Regions from separate parts of the Homo sapiens genome. Here region 2 is linked to region 1. A link is an interaction called in ENCODE POLR2A ChIA-PET data of the cell type or tissue named here. Cell type or tissue: PC-9. All regions are shown on one strand. Links, peaks and the distances in the headings refer to the core of each region. The heading gives the core; the rest is flanking DNA. Region 1 has its middle 7.8 kb from the start of BST1. Region 2 overlaps FBXL5 (F-box and leucine rich repeat protein 5).

What was found. Peaks named below come from ENCODE experiments on the same cell type or tissue, not always from the same donor. Only the 100,000 strongest peaks of a DNase experiment are listed, where the experiment ranks them.
Region 2: POLR2A ChIA-PET joins it to region 1 with 5 read pairs; 2 of 35 experiments call an interaction of 5 or more read pairs at or near these places.

The regions. Positions count from the first base shown.
Region 1 is chr4:15,692,521-15,697,913 of GRCh38, forward strand. No RefSeq gene overlaps it. Among named protein-coding and RNA genes, the nearest start is that of BST1, 7.8 kb to the right of the region's middle. RefSeq lists an enhancer at 2,615-3,211. In PC-9, for the core only: no CTCF peak of the experiment used is centred there; DNase peaks (open chromatin) are centred at 2,071 and 2,831; H3K27ac peaks cover 1,776 bases.
Region 2 is chr4:15,606,541-15,611,933 of GRCh38, forward strand. All of the region lies in intron 10 of FBXL5 (F-box and leucine rich repeat protein 5), which reads right to left. Among named protein-coding and RNA genes, the nearest start is that of FBXL5, 46 kb to the right of the region's middle. In PC-9, for the core only: no CTCF peak of the experiment used is centred there; no DNase peak of the experiment used is centred there.

The DNA of each region.
Region 1 (5,393 bases), core at 156-5,155:
TGACTGAACTCACCTATTCTCCAATCTTGCTTTTTCTTTGGGGTGCCTTCCTTGTGGACTCTGGTCAAGATTAAACAAGAATAATAGTCCTACTCCTGGTGATTCCCAAGTTCAACCTTACAAATGAAGGGGAAAAGGGGCAGAAAGAGTGATGGTTTCAGGTACCCTAATCTGTATTTGTTTCCTATTGCTGCTTTAGCAAATTGCCACATAGTGGCTTAAAGCAACATAAATTTATTCTTCTTTGGAGTCCAATGTATACTGGGCAAAAGTCGAGGTATCAGCAGGATTCATTCCATCTGGATTATTCAGGGAAGAATGTTTCCTTACCCTTCCAAGCTTCTGAAGTCTGCCTGCGTCCCCTGTCTTATGGCTCCTTCCTGCATCTTCAGAGCCAGCAGCATAATATCTTCAAGTATCTCTCTGCTTTTGCCATCACATTATTTTCTCTGTGTCTCTGATTTACCTGACTTCCTCCTGTAAGGACTCTTAAGATGACATTGGACTCATCCAGATCAGCCAGTATAATCTGCTCATCTCAAGATCCTTAATTTAATCACATCTGCAAAGGCCTTCTTACTATGTAAAGTAACGTATTCATAGGCTCCAGGGTTTAGGACATGGACATCTTTGCTGGCCTATTTTTCAGCCTTCCACAACGGACAATAAACACACAGAACATATTAGATAAGCATTCAAAACCATCAATGAGAGCACACTATGAAACACTATTCTAAGGCCTTTAAATGCATAATCTCTCTTCATTCTCTGGCAATCAAGAATTTTGGCCAAGAAAAGAAACACAGTTTTCAATAAGGAAGCTCAGAAATTATTGATAACTCATAATGATCAAGAGAACAAAGTGAAAATGCCTTAGCATTGTGCTCAATGGTTTTAAGATATGACCCTAACTTTCCTGTCCAATCTCCATCTGCAACCTGTTTACCAATCAAACTAAATTTTCAACTGTTTTCAGAAGCTCCATGGTTTTTCCTTTTCTGCCTTTGCTCAGGCAATTCGTTCCATCTGAAATCTCTTTTCCGCCAACTGTGTATATCAGCATACTACTATTTCTTCTAGAAATTTATGTAAGTGGAGTAATAAAGTTTGTGTTCTTTTACATCTAGCTTCTTTCATTCAGCATATTTTTAAAAGATTTGTCATTTTTTTGTATTGCTAAATAATACTCTATTATATGATGATGTTACAAGTTATTAATATATTGTTGTTGGACATTTGCATTGTTTACTGTTTTGAGTTACGAATTAAGCTTCTACAAACATGGGCACAAATCTTTGCATAGATGTATTTTCATTTTTCCTTTGGTAAATACCTAGGAATGGAATATCTTCTTTGGTGAGGCATTTGTTTAACTATTTTGCCAATTTTAAGATGTGGTTGTTTTTCTTATTTTTGAGTTTGTTGGATATAAAAAGCTCGAGGAATAAATGCTCGGTGCCGTGAAGTAAAACCAGCAGTCAGGCAAAAGTTTAATCCTGTCAGCAAGGCAATTGACTTCTGCAGAAGGGTGCCACTTGCATCAACTAAGATCGCAAGAGCACAGAGAACAAAGGAGACTGGGGGGTTTTTATATCCTTAACGCAATTCCTACTTCTGTGTCCCTCCCCCATGGGTAGGGTCAGACTGCACAATCTGAGCTGACCCTATTGGCTACTTGTACATATTTTTCTAAATATAAAAGGGGAGGGGGACGTGAGCTACAGAGGTGGAGCATGTGAGACGTGCAGTTTCAGGGACACAATGGGTGCAGGTAACCAAGGGAATAGATGTGAGTTATTGATTAGGGATGACAGAAAAGGGGTAGGCTGTTTTACAGTAACTAGGGACAAGGAGGAACAGGAAAGTTGAGTTTGAGAACAAAAGACAAGGAAGTTAGCAGGCTACATTTTTGAAGAGAAACTCAGAGAAATTCATTGTATCTTACAACTCCTCCCTTTTAAATTTTCTTATGATTTTTCTCTTCAAACTCTTTAACATGTCTTGGCTTTGCCGTTTGTTTTGATCTTCTAAAAGGAAAAGCTTACTTGAATAAGGTGGAGGAGAACTAAGGGAGGCTTTAGTAAGTGCTGTTTGTACAATCTTTTGTATTTGCCTATGGATGCATGGTATGACACATCACCTAACGAGTTCGTCTAGTACGATTGCAAGAGAAATAAGAATTGAGGCTATGTTTCCTTTATATTTACCAAACCACTTTCCTAGCCATTCTGAAATAGGGTCATTGACTTCAGAATTTTTAGTTAATGCATTGGATAAAGCAGTAAATCCCTGCAAGGCCTTTGTTATGCTTCCATTGGGAGCAGTGTTGTTTGGGATGAAGGTGCAATATTGGGTTTTAATTATAACACAAACCCTACCTTTTTTGGCTAATAACATGTCTAGAGCTATTCTGTTTTCCCAAGTCATTTGGCTAGTAGGCCTTAATTGGTCAGCTATTCCTTTGATAGCATCCTTGGTGTAATTAATAAACTGTTGCTGATTATAATAGATGTAATTTATCCAAGCCACATTTTTATTAATAGTTACCTGTGGAAATATGGATTTAAATTCTGCAGCTATTTGGTCATGGACTTTGAATCTGTTAGGCACTTCTTGTGGGACTCCAATGACGTCTATGTTAACTTGAGAGTCAAAAGATCCATAAGAGGCTTTTCTTCTTCTTTTTTTTTTTTTGGCGGGGGAGGTGTTGTGGTTTTTCTTTTTCTGGTTGATGAAATGTCAGGGTGAAAGGGATAGCCAATTAGACAAGAGTGTAAGTACCACTCCAGTTACCTGGCAGAGTGTCCAGTAAGTGTTCACCACAATACCACCATACATCTGTTTGAGGATGACTAAGGGCAGACTGATGAGTAAGCTCCTGGAAAGGCTTAAGCTCACGGCATCCCATTAAGCTTCCAAGGAATGCCAAATTCTCCCCCTGTGGTGACAGACACAAGGTGAAATTGACGGGAAAAGGAAGCTGAGTGGTCCTCGGGGGCTGACTCGCAGGGTGTTGGACTTCGGGATATAGCAGAGAGAGAGCCTGGCATGATTTGTTGCCCCAAGCCGTAGAATCCTGGAAGAGAGCTACCATGCAGCCCATGCCCGGTCGACTGGGAGACCATCCGAGTGGAAAGGGGACTCTCTGGGCCTCCAGCCGGCCATGCACACAAGCATAACAACTGCTTTTATTTAATGTACTTGGGAGGTGAGCATGCACAATGTGTTTAGGAAGCTGTATGCATGCCATCTGAGGCTTTCTTCCATTTTCCAGGGGAGTGCCCCTGGAAGGTCATACTCCACCATTTTGTCTCTTAATGTACATGCCCTGGAAGTTGCTTTTCCCTGGTCTCTGCATTCAATTAACCGTTTAGTGCCGCAGGTGTGGACCATAAGGAAATGGCCTCTCCCTGGTGTCAGCTGCCAATTTATCACTTTTAAAGAGGCAATGTAATAAGTGCCAAACCAACACCCGACATTCCTAGTGGGTGGGGGAAGAGCCCTCTCCTGCTGCACTCATGCCTGTCTAACTACATGTAACACACAGAACTTTTTCTTTTTTTTTTTTAAGCTCATCAGCTAATGCTAGTGCTTTTTATGTGTGGCTGAAGTTAGTGTTAGTCTTATGTTAGTGTTAGTGTTTTTTATGTGTGGGTTATTCCAATGTGGCCCAGGGAAGCCACAAGATTGGACAACCCTGTTTTTTACATACATGCCTTTGTCAGATACATGTATTGCAAGTACATCCCAATTTGTGGATTGCTCATTTTCTTAGTGGTGTTTTTTGAAGAGCAGAATTTCTTAGCTTTGATGAATGTCAATATATAAATTTGGTTTTTGGCTTTTGGTACGTAGACCCAAAATAAAATAGATATAAATATCCCCAAGAGCATAAATAATAGCAACATGTAGTAAAATAATTAAGAAGTTATGTATTTTGGATGTTTATTACCTTTGCTTTTATTTATTTTTTTGAGACGGAATCTGGCTTTGTAGCCCAGGCTGAGATTGCAGTGGCGCAATCTCAGCTCACTGCAAGCTCCACCTCCCAGGTTCACACCATTCTCCTGTCTCAGCCTTCCAAGTAGCTGGGACCAAAGGCACCCGCCACCACGCCCAGCTAATGTTTTGTATTTTTAGTAGAGATGGGGTTTCACCATGTTAGCTAGGATGGTCTCGAACTCCTGACCTCATGATCCACCCGCCTCGGCCTCCCAAAGTGCTGGGATTACAGGCGTGAGCCACTGTGCCCGGCCTGCTTTTAATATAATTTATTTTATTGTAAGTTTATATAATTTAATTTTTAATATGACTGTGTTTAACAAATGGCTCCCAGATTTTTGATACATTTTTGAAAATATACCTGTCAAATATTGTCAGCCGGTTTCAGTGCATGACTGCCTGTGGTATCATTTAACATGTCCCTCTATCCTCTATATTTCCTGAAAACTGTAGTTAAATCTGAAAGTTTGCTAGATTCAGATTAGATAGATAGATAGATAGACAGACAGATGCATGGATACTTCAGAAGTGGTGCTGTGTATTTCCTGTTGCCTCACACATCAAGATAAAGTCATGTTTTGAGGGTTTGTGAGGTATGAAAGACTTCTTCCCTCAAAACAAACTCATCCCCCATGACAATGAATAAGATGAATATAAACAAAATGAAAAAGGAGTAAACCATGAGGGAAAAGAGAAAAGAAGAGGAGTTGTCAGGAACAGAATTTGGGATGGTGGAAAGAAAATGAGGAAGGGGTAACAATTTAGTTGGCCAGTGAAGGCTGAAACCTCAGTTGGCTAGTGGGGAAAGAGAATGTAAGCTGTGAAGAAAGTTGTTTGATGTCATGAACCCTCAAAAGGAAGAGGAATTGGAAGAAAGGTCTGTCACTAACATGAAAGTGGGAGTGGATGTAGGGCTGGAAGTCAAAAAAGTAGTTGGAAGTCCAAGAATGCCCTCCCTAATCCTGTGCAGCAACATATTTCCTGAAGAGTAGACCAAAGATTCTAGGTTGTGGGGTACCAGGCATCAGTGAGGCCAGAGCTTCTACTAAAAATGTGGTGAGAGAGGAGGGATAAGTGAAAATCTTTATACTGAATAGTGAGATTCTCCCAGCCACCTTCCCCCACTCAGCTCCACATTGCTATCATCCAGGCATATATCCTTCCAGGTAGAAAATAGGAATATTAGGCCAGGCACAGTGGCTCACGCCTGTAATCCCAGCACTTTGGGAGGCTGAGGCGGGTGGATCACGAGATCGGGAGATCAAGACCATCCTGGCTAACATGGTGAATCCCCGTCTCTACTAAAAATACAAAAAAAATTAGCCAGGTGTGGTGGTGGGCGCCTGTAGTCCCAGCTACTTGGGAGGCTGAGGCGGGAGAATGGCATGAAT
Region 2 (5,393 bases), core at 151-5,150, 86 kb before region 1:
AAGTTTCACAGCACATATTCAAATGTCAAGTACTCTGAATGAATGATATTTTCATAAAAGCAGGCAAATGTGGAAAAGATTGTTTCAACTATATTGAAGTCTTTCATTATGTCTATACCATGAACAAATAAGGAGTAGTTAATTTGTTCTTTACATATCAACAAGAACAACCAAAATACTTGCAATTGTGATATAAGGAACAATACAAAATGAAAACTGTACATGAAATATAATTTTACTGCAGAATATATCAAATGGATTGTAACTGAAAAATCACAGTACTCTGGGGTGATATCTAGCTTAACTCAAAAACACATTTTAAATTTACTTTTTATTTTCTAAAACAGCACTCGGCTGCAACAACAACAACAAAAAAGCAAGTAAGCTAATACTACCATAACAATTACTTCCAACTAAACACATAGAACACATTAATTTCCAGAAATTTAACTTTTCCTTATATTCCCCAAATGGCACATACAAAATACAAAGGGCAAATTTCTTAAGACATACAGTCTTAGGAAAGAAACTAATAAACATTACGCAAATATGTGGAACTACAACAGCTTATGCTTTCAGTCATATTAATTTTTAAGTTGATATGACACCTGTGATTAGCTTAATGGCGGAGTAGATATGGGAATGAGCAATGGTATAGATGAAAGGAGACTGCCCACAGGTTTATAACTGCTGAAGCTGATGGTACATGAGGATTCGTTGTATTATTCGATGTTAAATTTTTCCATAACAGGAAGTTTAAAATTATTTTAAATATAAAGTTGAATTACTAAAGCCAATTTTTATTTAATCAAAATAACAATCTTTTCTGGTCTTTAAATGAGAAGTTAAATATGTTAAATATTTAAAATTCACAAAGCAGCATTTTGTTAAAATTATTTTCCCTTAAAATAAGAAACAATGTTAATCATCTTAATCACAAACTCAAGATAAAATGTTTTAGTATATATTGAATACTTATTAAAAATGCCCTGAGAAGCAACCCTATGATCTGAAATTCTTCTCCCACTGCCAATCTTTAACCAAGTTTTTCCTTTGAATATAATGCCAGCTTTACCCACTGTGCACCACCCAATCCCCATTATTCCCCTTCTTAGCTTGTCTTTCCTCACCCCTTACACTGCCCACTGTTTTGTCTACCAATCACCTAGTGCCTCTCCTCAAGACACAAGCCCTGCCTCACTGCCATTCTCCTGCTCTGACCCTTAGGTCCATCATGAAATGCCAGATTCACTGGGTTTTGCCAAAATGGATCTGATTATCATTTTATCAGATTAAAATTCCATTCTAAATTTTTTTAAAGAAATAAGAAGAGACATGAAGACTCTATACAATTTTTCCAAACTGCAACTCCCTCAAATATTTCAAAATGTCTATACCATTAAGTCCTCACTTAACATCGATAGGTTCTTAGAAACTGCGACTCTAAGCAAAATAACGTATAACAAAGGTAGTTGTTTTGTTTGCATCATTATAATGAAATGACACTATTTGAGGACTTCCTGTATGTTTTCTTTAAAGTCAGTTTCCAAAAACATACCACCGACACGGAGGACTTACTATAGTCCTATTTTTTTAAAAGGACAGAAAGGTAAGGGAGAAATATTATGCTAAATTTCAACAGTAGCCTAAGAAAAATATGCCATATCTGGAAGCAATGGAAGTGAAGTATGCAATTGGTTTTCAAAGGATAAAGTAAAAGGGAGACTCAAAGGAGCAAACAGATCAAAAAAGCTATTCTCCTAGAGATTCAGATCTAACCTGACATGACACAGTTTTTCACCACCCTCCCCAAAAGATGTAGGGTCCACATGCTCAGTTTCCACCCTAGCTACCTGGGTCATTATGCTCCTGAAGTCTAAGGGATGGTGGCAGAGATAATGGGGGAAGAAAAATGTAGAAATAAAAGTTTTTACCCTGTATTAGGTAAAAAGCACAAACCTACTGTCAGCATCTCCTTATTTATCACAAAACAAAGTTCCTGCCTATATTCATATAAAATGTGTCTACTCAGTGAGTAGACACATTTTATATGAATATAGGCAAGAACTCTGAATACATTTTAAGTTCACCAGAATTGAGTTTCAGTGAGATTCTAAGTATACAGAGTGAAGAGAGAGAATATATTGTTTTCAAATTTGAAAGCAGAATCTGTTTAAAGAAGGCTATATGAACTTAATCAGTAACTATAGTATTAAATGACTCAAAACTACAATCCTATGATAAGGTAAATAATAAGAGTAGTTACTGGTATTTGATCCCAATAATCATGAAAGTGACAGCACCCATTAAAGGATCTGCTGAAGGCCTGAGCCAAAACAAAAATGAAGACAAGCACTGTTTTAAACTCAGTATCACATTGTAGAAAACAGGAGACTAACACCTTCCAAAGCATGGAAAGTATAAGCAACATTAACAATAAAATCCTTAAGTAACACAGAAGGACTGTTCAGAGAAGTGAATAAATGGACAACAGAATAAATGGACAACAGAAAAGGTGAGGGAAAACTAGAAAGAAATATGACTAAGATATGATGGATTGCCAGGTAGACAGCTATGCTTTAACAGACGAAGATAATTCACAAGGTAGTTCCCTTTAAATATTTGACTTATCACCAGCAAACTTCCATCTCGATGTAGGACACAGAACCCAAATGGTTAAGATATATAAAGCCTAAATTACATTAAGGAATAATAAAGAAAATAGAAAAATATAATTGAATAATCATTAAAATATTTAAATGCGTGGTAAAGAATAATCTTATAAGAAAGCATTTTTAAGTATCAGATGATAGGAAGTATAAGGTTAGCTATTATTTCTCCAGACTTTTATTATTGAATAACTTGTTTTTACTGAGTTCTAAGTATATTACTTATGCTGTATATCTGCACTTACCTTCACTTACCTTTAATTCCTCTTTAACTTAAATTAGAAACATAAAAGAGCACATCATCTGAGACTGTGTCACCTCCAAAACTATGAGCTAATCTATCTTAATTTATAAATTATACATACATTGAAATGCAAATCAGTAAAAAAGTTTATTTGCTATCATTGCTCAAATGTTCTTCACAGCTCTACAACTATGCTATTCCATTTAACACTTCTTAAATGTTAAAGAAATTTTTTAATGTTATGGCTAAGAAGACTTTTCAAATCTTATCAAATAAATTTAAAAGTCATAAAGAATCATTCAGAAGAATCTAGACTTGCATTTTATATCAAGACACTTTATGTACAGTGTCTTGCACTGTACTGGGCACTGTTTGAATATATGATAACTAACTTATTATCTCCAAAATCTCTGCTAATGCTTGGAAAATAGATCATTCTGCTTTACTTATCATGTATTACTTAATGACTAATGTTTATCAGTATTAACTTCTTTTACATTTAGTAACCTGATAGTTAACTATATATGTTTTCTTTTAAAAAATATATTTTTAGCTAAACGTCACTTTCAAATATTTGAAATATAATTTGTCACCTAAATACACTTCTCCATTGCTCTAATACCACGTATTAAAACACACTACTTTCAGAAATAATAAAAATAGTAACAAGGATGCCCCTGAGCATTCACTAGATATCTACTGTACAAGCTGAGCTGTTTTGAAAGATACTGGAACAAGTGTCATCTTGCAAAACTGGATACAACACAACTTCTTTCTAACACTTTCTAGGTTGTCCACATATCCTTTTAAGGAAAAGACTATGAGAGAGCATTGCTTTAAGAACAACCTATGTGGAACTCAGACACAAGTTATTTAACAAGTCACCCTGTAAATTTTAAAGGCTTTCCATTCCCCCAAATCATGCTTCAATAAGCTATAAAAGGAGAGTTAATATTGGATTATACAAGCACTGAAATTTCCTTTCAAATCTTTCAAAGTCAGATATCTTCATCACAATTCATTTATTTTAAAAAATCAATCATTTATCCAAAAAAACTTTTACATTCAACAAAAGGAATATAATAGCTCCTCTGAAACTATATATTCAAAACAAGTTTAGAGGAAATGCATAAGGACAAAGTGCAAAAGATTTTAATTATTTCATTTTATCCCATCATCTAAATTATTTCAAAGTTTAAAAACATACAAACATAAAACAAGTAAGCATAAAAACAAACTGAAACCCAGTCCCCTCCCTCTACCCAATAACATCTATGAATCCAAAAATAAATATAATGAATTCAATAGTGAGATTTATTCCAAAGCATAACCTATGCTGAAATCAATATGAAAAATTCAAATGCAACATACAAATAAAATTTTTTCTGATAAAAAACAATTGCTTATTAATTACTCTTGATAATATGTCCTATAAGCCTTAGGAAGTGGAAGTATAGCACTAAACCTACAATAAAATAACTTTATGTTAACAAAACTCCGTTCTCAAATCCACAGCATCCACAAAAGTAACAGCTTCACTGCATCAATCAAACTTTGTTTTCATAGGCTTAGCATGTTGCAACTACAATGACATTCACTTTCACCAACTACGATGACATTCACTTTCACCAACTATGATGACATTCACTTTGGCCATTCCTTGATTATACACAGAAGGCAACAGAAAACAAAGAAATGTCCAACTTAGTGCTGATATATCAAGAACATGGGAGGTCATCTCCTGCATAACAATGTGATTCCTGAAATAAGAGAGCTACCATCTCCAGTTTCCTCTTATATATTTTAAGGAAAACCTAATCTCGAGAAATAGCAGTTTTCTCCATTTTGCGGTATGTCATTACTCCCTCTGGTCTTCCTGACTCCTGTCAATTGTTCTGCCTGAGAAAAATTTTGTTGATTTTCCTGTCATCTTAAGGTGAACTGGGCACTCAAAGACAATAGGGCGCAGTATAAAAAGACAGGTACATAGTAGTCTGAGCCATCTAAAATTTTCTCCAGTTATAAATACAGGAGGTTGATTTGCTTACTAATAACAGAAGAGCAGCTTTTTATGCTTCTGGGAAATTCAGTCTCTACCAGTGACTATCAAATGTGCAAAAAGGCACTGAACATACTTTGAAAAAGCATGTTCAATAAGACCACTGTAGGGTAGAATATGTTTAAAAGAACAAAATCAAGAAGTATTTCTTGTGATTTTTGAAAGTAGGTTCAGGAATCAATTTCCAAAATACTACAGGAATTCTAGTCATGTCTAAAGCATCTCAGACTCTTCTCAATACTACATACTGTCCTCTCCCCTCAATCTTTGCTAAGAGTTGTCATCAGATCCAGAAACTCTGGAAGTCCACATTACCAAAGTCCTCATTTTTCTACATTTGATAAAGCTGTCTTACAAGAAATAAGACTCTATTATCCCTAAGAAATCAGTGTATCTAGAACATAAATAGTTCTAAATTCTT